Linked DNA regions of Homo sapiens: region 1 is linked to region 2. Evidence: chromatin contacts called from ENCODE Hi-C or POLR2A ChIA-PET data. All regions are on one chromosome and are shown on one strand. The core of a region is the stretch at or near the end of the contact, and the rest is flanking DNA. Distances in the headings are between cores, read along the strand shown. Region 1 overlaps WIPI1 (WD repeat domain, phosphoinositide interacting 1). Region 2 has its middle 14 kb from the start of LINC00674.

The links. Hi-C counts contacts between places; a loop is a spot of excess contacts on that map. ChIA-PET counts read pairs that join two places held with the same protein, here RNA polymerase II (POLR2A). Pooled maps may share reads with other maps.
Region 1: a loop to region 2 is called in a pooled map, with 2.2 times the contacts of the local background. The contact joins two enhancer-like sites. A Hi-C loop is called at or near these places in 1 of 50 pooled maps. POLR2A ChIA-PET finds 5 or more read pairs at or near these places in 4 of 52 experiments (Caco-2, OCI-LY7, T-cell and 1 more).

Annotation. Positions count from the first base shown.
Region 1 is chr17:68,432,592-68,437,768 of GRCh38, forward strand. WIPI1 (WD repeat domain, phosphoinositide interacting 1) reads right to left here. Exons shown (of 13, transcript NM_017983.7): 5 at 3,791-3,888; 6 at 3,029-3,121; 7 at 1,965-2,035; 8 at 877-984. It also overlaps a transcript of ARSG not described here and a transcript of PRKAR1A not described here. Among named protein-coding and RNA genes, the nearest start is that of MIR635, 11 kb to the left of the region's middle. RefSeq lists an enhancer at 3,449-3,949. Within about 2 kb of position 3,925, at least 19 of the 41 ENCODE cell types and tissues checked have a DNase peak (open chromatin) inside an H3K27ac peak, as active enhancers do; they include OCI-LY7, where a contact is called at or near this core.
Region 2 is chr17:68,084,764-68,091,175 of GRCh38, forward strand. No RefSeq gene overlaps it. Among named protein-coding and RNA genes, the nearest start is that of LINC00674, 14 kb to the right of the region's middle. RefSeq lists enhancers at 2,239-2,814, 5,346-5,395 and a silencer at 2,452-2,511. Within about 2 kb of position 1,433, at least 9 of the 41 ENCODE cell types and tissues checked have a DNase peak (open chromatin) inside an H3K27ac peak, as active enhancers do; they include OCI-LY7, where a contact is called at or near this core.

The sequences.
Region 1 (5,177 bases), core at 2,675-5,174, 350 kb after region 2:
TATCAGCGTGATAAGGTGCCCGGCCTCTGTTACGTATGTGTTAGCATGTATCAGCGTGATATGGTGCCCAGCCTCTACACCTTCCTCTTCTGAAACTCCATCCAAGGGTACCAGCAACCAACTCCCCAGATACAGTAGGCTTTCTGTCCTGATCCTGCCTTTCTCTGCAGGTTGGGGTAACGTTTTCAAAGCGCTCTTTCTCTAGAATCCTTGCCCCCCACCGTGGGGTATGAAACACTGGGGGCTGCTCCTTTCTCACTCCTCCATCTTTCCAGAATTTTCCAACCCCCATTCTGCACAGGTGTAACTCAAAGCTCATTGTCTGCCCTGAAGTTCTTTTTACTCTTTCCCTAGAGATTTTATCCATTTTTTAGGCTTTTCTTTCACTTTTCAGACAGCTTCTTAAGCCCTGAGAAATTGCAGGTGCTTCCCAAGCGCTCAGTGGTGCTGCTGGCAACAATGATAAATAAATATATTGTTATATTTACAGCTATATCAGCTAACACTTCTTAGTGCTTCCTATGTGCCAGGCACGATGCTGAACACTTTAGATCTGCAGACTCATTTAATACTACTGTTATGTTCATTTTGCAGATGAGGAAACTGAAGGACACAGATCTAAATTATCTTCCCGGGATCTCTGGGCTCCTAAGAGGCAGAGCCAGGACGTGAACTCACGTGGGTGGCTCCCAGTTTTTTGCTTTTGTGCATCATGCCTCCAAAGTTTTGCTAACACACACTCCATCACTTAGGTGAAGTCCCAAGTGAAGCCAAGATTGGGTGTTCAGAAAGAAAAGAGATCATTCATGCCAGTAGAAGAGCCTAGGCCTGACTCCTTTCGTTTAATGAGCATTTGGTGCCCCGCGGAGTACTTGCCTGTTGGTGACCTGTTCCAGCTTGAAGATGTGTACCGTCTCGGTGTTACTGGAGGCGCAGAGGAATTGTGAATCCATACTGAACACTAGAGAGCTGATTGTCACATACCTACAAGCACAGCAACACATGGGTCAGTGAGCAAGAGAAATGGGAGTTATGGCCTTATAACTCAGAGATCAGCTTTATAAGAAAATCAGATGTATCCTGAAGAGCCTAGGTAGACCCAGATCCCTTAAACACTGTGGTGCTCATATTTAGAAATTAATGTCAGAAAGATTCACAAAGGGTCATAGTTTTTTTTTTTTTTTTTTTTTTTTTTTTTTTTTTTTTTGAGACAGAGTCTCTCGCTCTGTTGCCCAGGCTGGAGTACGGTGGCTTGATCTCAACTCACTGCAACCTCTACCTCCTGGGTTCAAGCGATTCTCCTGCCTCAGCCTCCCAAGTAGCTGGGATTACAGGCACACACCACCACACCCAGCTAATTTTTGTATTTTTAGTAGAGACGGTGTTTCACCATGTTGGCCAGGCTGGTCCTCAGGTGATCTGCCTGCCTTGGCCTCCCAGAGTGCTGGGATTACAGACGTGAGCCACCGCGCCCGGCCCATAGTCTTATTTATGTGAGAAGAAACAAGGTATAGCCCTGCCTCTGTCAGCAGAAGGGAGGAACTGTGCCTTCCTGGCATCTTGGAATCTTCCAGTTGCTCTGTGCACTGATCTGGCTGCAAACCTACATCCGATAAGATCCCAAACAGTCACACTTTACATCGTCCTTTATTTCCATGGAAGGAAATCAGAAATTATTTTTGGATTGTGACTCCCTGGCTCTCTCATTTCTCCTGTGCCGGCCGCCCACACACACATCAAAAAGGGACTCTCACGGCTGAACTGTGTTAAAACAGCATCTCGGCTTTCAGTTTTGCTGAGCCCTAAGTAAAGCCTGGGAGTCAATTACCTGGGAGAGTAGTTACACTTCCTCCAGGTGAGTGGAGGGCACAGAGCCACTCTCTGTCCTCTCCCTAGACAGCTGCCAGCGGTCCCTGCGGGACTTCTGCGGGGACTTTAAAATGGGTTTGACATTGAACACAGACCTTTTCATCCCTCTCCGGAACTCATAGAGCTTTTGCCCATCAGGGACAGAGAACACCCGGATGACTGTGCCCTGGAAAAGAAAGCAGGTGGACATTTCATAACCATTAGTGGCTTTACACAGAGATGTCCCTTTAGAGAGGAGTTTGTTTTATTGGTTTTGAACATCTGTCTCTGAGGAGGAAGAACACCACGTTGAGCATAGAGGCATGTTTATTTATGTGCCATATCAACAATTCTTGGAAAATGTTATAAACACCCTCTGTCTACCTTTTCCCTTCCACCTGTGCCCAAGGCTCTGCGTGTATGTGTGTGTGCATGTGTGTGTTCACCCAACTGCTCTGGTTTCTTAGAATTTCAATTTGAGGCCGGGTGTGGTGGCTCACGCCTGTAATCCTAGCACTTTGGGAGGCCAAGGCGGGTGGATTGCCTGAGCTCAGGAATTCAAGACCAGCCTGGGCAACACAGTGAAGTGAAACCCCGTCTCCACTAAAATACAAAAAATTAGCCAGGCGTGGCAGCATGTGCCTGTAATCTCAGCTACTCGGGAGGCTGAGGCAGGAGAATCACTTAAACCTGGGAGGCGGAGGTTGCAGTGAGCCGAGATTGCGCCATTGCACTCCAGCCTGGGCGACAGAGCTAGACTCCACCTCAAAAAAAAAAAAAAAATTCAATTGGATCACTTTCTCTGATTATTCCAGGCAGAAGACATCAATTTCTCTAAATAGCAAAGTAAAGCATTTGGTTTGCACTGTACTGTGTTTATAAGGTGTAGCATTTGTCCGTCTCTACGGCTGATGTACACGTACATTTCTTCATAAGACCACGAGTTTTCATGCAAAGTGTCTTGTATCTTGCATATTGCAGGCCCCTGGCCTATTGAATTAACAAATGCATGAATATACCACACATGCAGAGGCCAGAAATTCTCCCTCTGAAACAAATTCTGAGTGGGCCCAGAGACCAGTCAGTCTTCATGTCACCAGGTTTGTTCAATCCCATCCCTGCGCACGGCAGGAGCCATCCAGCGAAACCCAGACAGAGGTGTTGGTGGGAGTGGACTCACTTTTTCAGACGCACTTGCTAGTTTGGAGCCTGAGGCATTGAAGGTGATGGCAGCTAGTGTTCCCTCATGGGCAGCAATAGTGCAGACTGTTTTCTGTTGGTGAAAAGGAAAAATGGATACAGATGCTGCGGAGGAGGGAAGATGGATTTCACCTCCCTCCCCTTCCTCTTTTCTCCTTTCTCCCTCCTTTGTCCAGCTCCCTGTCTCTTCCTCTGTCCCCCAGGCCATCTGCATGTAAGCTGTGTGTCATTTTCTGGTGAATCAAGATTTGGCTTCAAGGGCCACTCCATTTCCATCCCTTTTCCTGCCCTTGGGAAGGTGGCCACGAACGGAGCACCTGATGCAGTGTGATGCCGTCGCAGGCGCGCCCTGCACGCATCTTTAGGCAACTTCCCACAGCAATCTTGTCCCGCTCAGGGATGCCTCAGAGACCAGAGGGCAGGGAATATGAAACACCTGCACACTGTCTCAGGCTGTGGCATGGGACAGGGTGACACATTCAGGGAGACAACTGGCCCCCTGCTGGCAAGTGGTTTTCATTATGCTGCAGATGTCTAACTTGGCCTGGCCAGCTGGCTTATGGTGAGGTTGACTCACAGCAAGCCCGAGGGGAAATAGTATCACCTTCTCTTGAACAACTCCCCAGTATTGCTTACTCCCACCGCCTCCAGCCCCCGACGGCAGGGCGTCCTTATCTATCTCCTTCCATGACCACACAGCCAAGGCAGGTGGGTTGGCTCAGCCAGGTCACCGTCAACTTACCAGGGAGTTTCCATCATAAAGCACAATCTCCCCTGAAGTCAGGCTTCCAGGATAGGCCAGGTAAGAATTGGAATGGTTGATAGAGAGAGCACATAGACCTGGCAAAGAAGAAACAGAACATGAGAAGCCTGGGGCCAAGGGAGAGATTGCACGGCTGGAGAGGGCATCTGAAAACAGTACAGCTACAGTGCCACCTACTGGCAAGGGGAGGAATGGCTTTGCAGACAACTGCTTTCCGCTGATGATTCTTCTGATTAAGGCTTCCAATAAAGCAACTTCACAGGGGAAGACCTCCTGATTTAACACTGGCTGCGTCCTTGCTACAGTGAAACAATGAGACTTGCCGGGCACAGTGGCTCATGCCTGTAATTCCAGCACTTTGAGGCGGGCGGATCACTTGAGGTCAGGAGTTCCAGACAAGCCTGGCCAACATGGTGAAACCCCATCTCTACTAAAAATACAAATAGCTGGGCATGGTGGTGCGTGCCTATAGTCCCAGCTACTTGGGAGGCTGAGGCAGGAGAATCGCTTGAACCCAGGAGGCAAAGGTTGCAGTGAGTGGAGATCGTGCCACTGCACTCCAGCCTGGGCTACAGAGTGAGACCCCGTCTCAAAAAAAAAAAAATATATATATATGTGTGTGTGTGTGTGTGTGTATATATTGCTCATTTTTACATTTTACCCCAGGACTCTGAAACAGCATCTACTTTTCTTCCAATTCCATTATCCTCTAGGGTTACAAGAGATTTCCTCAAAACTGAAATAAATCTTCCTATAGTGAAAAGTCAGTACATATTGGTCTTTCTGCAGATGATTATATACTGTTGGCCAGTAACTTCAAGTTGGAGAAGAGGAGCTGCCAAGAACCTATTTAGAAACTGAGAAATTTCAGGCCAGGCAAGGTGGCCCACACCTGTGATCCCAGCACTTTGGCAGGCCGAGGCAGGTGGGTCACCTGAGGTCAGGAGTTCGAGATCGGGCTGGCCAACATAGTGAAACCCTGTCTCTATTAAAAATACAAAAATTAGTCAGGTGTGGTTGCATGTGCCTGTAGTCCCAGCTACTCGGGAGGCTGAGGCAGGAGAATTGCTTAAACCTGGAGGTGGAGGCTGCAGTGAGTGAAGATAGTGCCACTGCACTCCAGCCTGGGTGAGAGTGAGGTTCTGTCTTAAGAAAAAAAAAAAAAGAAACCGAGCAATTTCTGAGCCAAATGCCCTGCCTTGATAAGGGAAATGGGTACCTCCCGAGGAGGAAGTTTATTTGAGGTCTGCGTCTGCAGTCAAGATGGTGTGCCTAGACATTGAGACAAACTAAATAAAGAGGACATTTTGGATTTAAGATGCTTCAATAATATTCCGGAAGAGTAAACAGCCCATCAAACCACTGA
Region 2 (6,412 bases), core at 183-2,682:
GTTCTTATTTATTTATTTATTTGAGATGGAGTTTCACTCTTGTCGCCCAGGCTGGAGTGCAGTGGTGCGATCTCGGCTCACTGCAACCTGCCCCTCCCGGGTTCAAGCAATTCTCCTGCCTTAGCCTCCCAAGTAGCTGTGATTACAGGCATGTGCCACCACATCCAGTTAATTTTTGCATTTCTTGGTAGAGATGGGGTTTCACCATGTTGGCCAGGCTGGTCTCAAACTCCTGACCTCAGGTGATCCACCTGCCTTGGCCTCCCAAAGTGCTGGGATTACAGGGGTGAGCCACTGCACCAGGCCTTTTTCTTATTTTCTCACCAATTTAAAGAAGGGTTTCCCCAAGTTGCAATTAATTTTGGCAGAAATGTCCCTGTATTGATGATTATCTTTTTGTGAAAGTTGATGGAGTTTGTCTTCACACTCTTGTCCTTTTTTTACTCTTTTTTTGAGACAGAATCTCACTCTGTCACCCAGGCTGGAGTGCAGTAGTGCTGGTGCAATCTTGGCTCCCTGTAGTCTTGACCTCCCAGGCTCCCTCTGCAACCACCTGAGTAACTGAGACAACAGGTGCATGCCACCACGCCCAGCTAATTTTTAAAAATATTTTTTGTAGAGACGGAGTTTTGCCATTTTGCCCAGGCTGGTCTCAAACTCCTGGGTTCAAGTGATCTGCCTGCCTCAGCCTCCCAAAATGCTGGGATTACAGATGTGAGCCACCATGCCTGACCATCACTCTTGTCCTTGATATCCATTTTTTCCCACCGACAACACCATGGGAATGTTTTCCTATTCTTTTTCCAGACTTCTAGGCCACCTAGTTTTAGTTTTCTAAGTCAGTGGAGCCCAATTTTTGCACAGGACGATACTCCTAGAGAAAGTCATTCCTTTGCATGGTGTGCTGGGGTAATGAACCTGCTCCCTGTGGCTAGAGACACCCATTATCTCAGGTCTGCCTGAAGGGCCGAGGGGAGCAACCTCTTAGGCTCACCTATAATCCATTTGCCCCCAGATGTGGCTCTTATGACTACATTCCAGTGTGTAAAGTGTGAGAAGAAATGATGTATTCAGCCACTGGGCTGTGCCCTTAGAGGAAATGCATGCCTTCCCCTCCCTTTTATTGCCTCTGCAGGCTGCAATGTGGCCACAGTGTGGGGAGTATTGAACTATACAAGCAACAAAATAGAGTCTGAATCCCCAGCAACTAAGAACTGCTAACAGAGAGATAGGAAGTTTGGGTGTGACACTGGAGTCAGGCAGCCTTGGGTTTAAATGCTGATTCTGCTAATCCCTAGCTGTGGGCCTCGGGTGAAGAATTTAACCTCATGGTCTTCAGTTTCCTTAGCTGTAAAATGCTGGGAGGATGCAAGGAGCTGTCATAACAAAATTGCCTAGCAGTGTTCATGGTCCAGAGCAGGGTTTTAACGAACAGAAGCTGGCACGTCACCACTCTCTGTCCCTAGCAGCGTTGCCTTTTGCCTCCCTTTTCTGCCTTGATCCGCGCCCCCACCCATCTCTCCTCCCGTTCTTTCTTCACTTTCACTTCCTGGTCTGCCTCTTTCTTAAGCTGGACTCTGTGACTGCAGGTGTGTTTAATGTTTGGCTGCCTTCAGGAGGCCAGCAAGGCTCCCTGGCCAACCTTTTACTTTTTTTTTTTTTTTGAGACGGAGTCTTACTCACTGTCACCCAGGCTGGAGTGCAGTGGCACGATCTCGGCTCATTGCAACCTCTGCTTCCTGGGTTCAAGTGATTCTCCTGCCTCAGCCTCCCAAGTAGCTGAGACTACAGGTGCTCACCACCATGCCCGGCTAATTTTTGTATTTTTAGTAGAGAAGGGATTTCACCTTGTTGGTCAGGCTGGTGTCAAACTCCTGGCCTCAAGTGATCGGCCCACCTTGGCCTCCCAAAGTGCTGGGAATACAGGCAGGAGCCACCATGCCCCACCATGGTTCCCTGGCCAACCTGTTACTCATTCCTCTTTCTTCTACAATGATGCTTCTCCACCACATCAAAAGGTCCTCTCCTTTCCTCTTCCACAGCCATTGGCTGCAGGGAAATCCCCAGGGGCAGAGCTGCAACTTGCCAGGCCAGCCCTGGAGGCAGCCCTGGGACCCTCTTGCTCCCTCAACCTTCTCCCTCTCCTTTCCCGGGAGGCCCAGGAAAGGGAGCTGGCACCCTGGGCCACTGAGCCAGCGGCGAGGCTCAGCCAGCAGGAGGAGAGCAGCGGATCAGGACTGCCTCAGACCTTTGATAAACCAGGTCTTGGAAGAAGGCCACTCACTCTTCTCTGTGTTTCTCTGTGTGCTGGTTCCTGAGATTTGCAGGACATGTTTAATATTTGCATGGAGAATCTATGAAAAGAAAAACAGAGAGGGAAGGAAACAGGAACCAAAATGCCACTTATCCCATGAGGGCATCGAGGCCCGGGCTCTGAGTCTCTCTGTTGCTGGCGGGGGCCAGGCTTCCTGTGGTGGGAGCGGCAGGCCTCGCTTCTCAGGCGTGGGTTCCACCACGGCTTGAAGGCCCCAGACCACCTCGCCCCTCCCTGGGAACTCAGCCTCTTGTGCAGCCACATAAAGGTAACCAGTGTCTGGTGGCTTGATAGGACAGACTTGTGAGGGACTTCCTGCCTTTTGATGCATGCCATTCCTGAGAGCTGGGCCGGGCCTCTGAAGAGGAGAGGTCCCTTTCAACTTCCTGAGTGTCTCAACGTTCAGACTCTTGGGGTTTGTGGTTAGAGACACTGGTATGAAAATTGTGTTCTATAAAGTATGCCCTCCGGGTCCCATAAAGCTAACAGGCAAAGCTCTGTGAAAACACCCCCTAACCAAATGGACCAAGAGGGTCTGAAAAGCCCTTGACCTTGGAGCTTTTTTTTTTTTTTTTGAGAGAGGGTCTCGCCCTGTCGCCTAGGCTGGAGTGCAGTGGCGCGATCTCAGTTCACTGCAACCTCTGCCTCCTGGGTTCAAGCAATTCTAATGCCTCAGCCTCTGGAGTAGCTGGGATTATAGGCGCACGCCACCACGCCTGGTTAATTTTTGTATTTTTTTTTTGTAGAGGCAGGGTTTTGCCATGTTGGCCAGGCTGGTTTTAAACTCCTGATCTCAAGCAATCCACCCACCTCAGCCTCCCAAAGTGCTGGGATTATAGGCGTGAACCATCTCGCCCTGGCCCCTTGCAGCTTTAGTGAAGAATGAGTGAAGGACTGGAAAGTCTGGCAGTATGAGGGGATCTGCCCGAGGGAAACTGTGTTAGCAGCAGGACCCTTCTGCAAAGCCACCCCTGACTCCACTCCAGTACTTTGGAGCTGCCTTCAAATAGAATATGATTCCAACAGCACTCACAGTTGCTAAGGGCCAGACAGACGTCACTGCATTCTTTTTCTTTTTTAATGTCATGTATTTTTTAAGACAAGGTCTCACTGTCACCCAAGCTGCAGTGCAGTGGCACCATCATAGCTTACTGCAGCCTCAACCTCCCAGGCTCAAGTAATCCTCCCCACTCAGCCTCCTAAGTAGCTGAGATTACAGGTGTGCACCACCACACCCAGCTAATTTTTAAATTTTTTGTAGAGATGGAGGTCTCTCTATGTTGCCCAGGCTGGTCTTGAACTCCTGGGCTCAAGCGATTCTCCTGCCTTGATCTCCCAAAGTACTGGGATCACAGGTTTGAACCACTGCACTCGGCCTCATCGCTGCATTCTAATCCTCTTCTCACAGATGGGGAAACAGACTCAATGAGGTTGAGTGACTGCCCCAAGAGCACACAGAGGTAGGATTGGAGCTCAGAGCTGGCTGACTCCAGATCCAAGATCTTTATGCTTCACCAGACTGTTCCCCACAAGACTATAGGGTGTCAGCAAGGTTGAAAAACACAGGACATACACGCTTGCTCTCTCCGCTATTAATTACCTGGCTGAAGTAGTGTTTGTCAGTTTCTCCACTGTAAAGTTACTCTTTTTTTCCCCATTTTCCATACCATCCTCTTTGGTCATTCACCATGTACAACCCATGTATAAAGAGTGGGAGTTAGGAGGTGGAGTATCTACCGAAATTATCTGGAACACTACATGGGAGATTTGTCTTTTGTCTCTATTTACTTATTTACATTTATTTTTAAAAGTGTATGCTACTGACATTTTCAAATATGCTCATTATGTTTTCAGGCAAAGTATCTTTTTTTTTTTTTTTTTTTGAGATGGAGTTTCATTCTGTCTCCCAGACTGGAGTGCAGTGACACAATCTTGGCTCACTGCAACCTCCGCCTCCTAGGTTCAAGCGATTCTCCTGCCTCAGCCTACTGAGTAGCCGGGATTACAGGCACCCATCACTATGCCTGGCTAATTGTTGTGTTTTTAGTAAAGACGGGGGTTTCACCATGTTGGTCAGGCTGGTCTTGATCTTCTGACCTCAGGTGATCCGCCTGCCTCAGCCTCCCAAAGTGCTGGGATTACAGGTGTGAGCCACTGTGCCTGGCCCTGGGCATCTTTTTAAACTGCAGGCACTGATTCAGTAGGTCTGAGCTGGGGGCTGAGACCTAGTACTTGTCTAATAGGCTTCCTCTGAAGCCAGGCTGCAATTCTGCACCACACTTTGAGGAGCAGGTTCAAGACCAGTGTATCTTCCGCCATTTCAAACTACTCAAAAATCCTTTCTCCTGTTTCAAGGTCTGTCTCAGTATAATTCCAACTGCAGCCCCACTACACTGGTCCTGGCTACTTCCTGTAGAACCACATGGAACAAATTTAATTGACCTGAACTTGATAGCTTACCAGGTAACATACCAGGTATGTTAAGGCAGGTAGCTGTTAGGGTCCCCTGAGTTTTCTTTTCTTTTTCTTTTTTATTTTTTTTGAGACAGGGTCTCACTCTGTCGCCCAGGCTGGATTGCAGTAGCACAATCTTGGCTCCCAAGTTCAAGTGATTCTCATGCCTCAGCCTCCCCAGTAGCTGGGATTACAGGCATGCGCCGCCACCTGGCTAATTTTTGTATTTTTTAGTAGATATGGGGTTTTGCTATGTTGGCCAGGGTGGTCTCAAACTCCCAGCCTCAAGCTATCTGCCCACCAAAGCCTCCCAAAGTGCTGGGATTACAGGCGTGAGCCACCGCGCCCCGCCCCCTGAGTTTTCTTTCTCAGCTTCTCCAAACATTCCTTGAGGTACGTGACTTGAAGTCCCTAAGCACTTTGATTCCTCTCCTCCTTGTCCCATTTACAGTAAAGCACCCAGAACTGAAAGTATTGCTTGTGGCGTGGGCTGCTGGGCTGCTGGCAGCAGGTCACCATCATGTCCCTCATCCTCAGTGCAATTCTTTGGCCAAGAGCCCATGTCACTAGGATGACTCATACCGAGCCCATTGTCAACTAAAAGCCTGAAGTTGTTTCTACAGAGGCTGTTCTTGACTCACACCTCCCTCAACTTCTACTTCAGCAATTGATTCTTTGGATCCAAGTAACCCTAGGAACCACTGTTAAGCTCCAGTTTTCTCACTTGAATTTGGCCTGGGGTTGTTCCTGACGACATCAGAGAGAGGTGCTCTGACCACAGGAACGGGGCAGTGTTGAGTTAGGGAACCCCTCTATCATTAGGACCAGTATGAAGGTGTCATTGCTACTTGCAAATCACATCTTTATCTGCTTCATTTAGGGATCCTGCTATTGACAATTACACATCTTTAAAAGAAAGACTCTATAGCAGTTGACGATAATGAGAAGTTATTAGTTTTAGTTTATTGAAGTGACCCTTCTAACTCTGTAACCACTTATCTTCCTCTTCCCATTCATCTACTATGAGGTGATATAATATGTGATATTACCAATATAATTCTAATCTATGCTTTTTGTGGAAAATTCAGAAAACATAGAAGTTAAAGATGAAAATTTGCCTGCCAAGGTGGCTCACCCCTGTAATTACGGCACTTTGGGAGGCCAAGGCAGGAGGATCACTTGAGGCCAGGAGTTTGAGACCAGCCTGGCCAACGTGGCAAAACCTTGTCTCTACTAAAAATACAAAACTTAGCCTGGCATGGGGGTACACACCTGTAGTCCCAGCTACTTGGGAGGCTGAGGCAGGAGACTAGCTTGAACCCAGGAGGCGGAGGTTGCAGTGAGCCGAGATTGTGCCACTATACTCTAGCCTGGGCAACAGAACAAGATTCCGTCTTAAAAAAAAAAAAAGTTGAAAATAAAAATCTCAGATGATGCCATCATCTAGTGACAACCACTGTTGACATTTGGTATATTTCTTTTATATTTGCATATTTTATCTTACTAATACTCAGTATCTTAACTGTTTTAACGATAGATGTTCATTATAGAAAAAAGTGGAAAATACAAATATGTCAAAGAAGAAATAGAAATCCCCATGGTCCCATTATCTAGAAACAACCCTAGTTACACTTGCATGTGTTT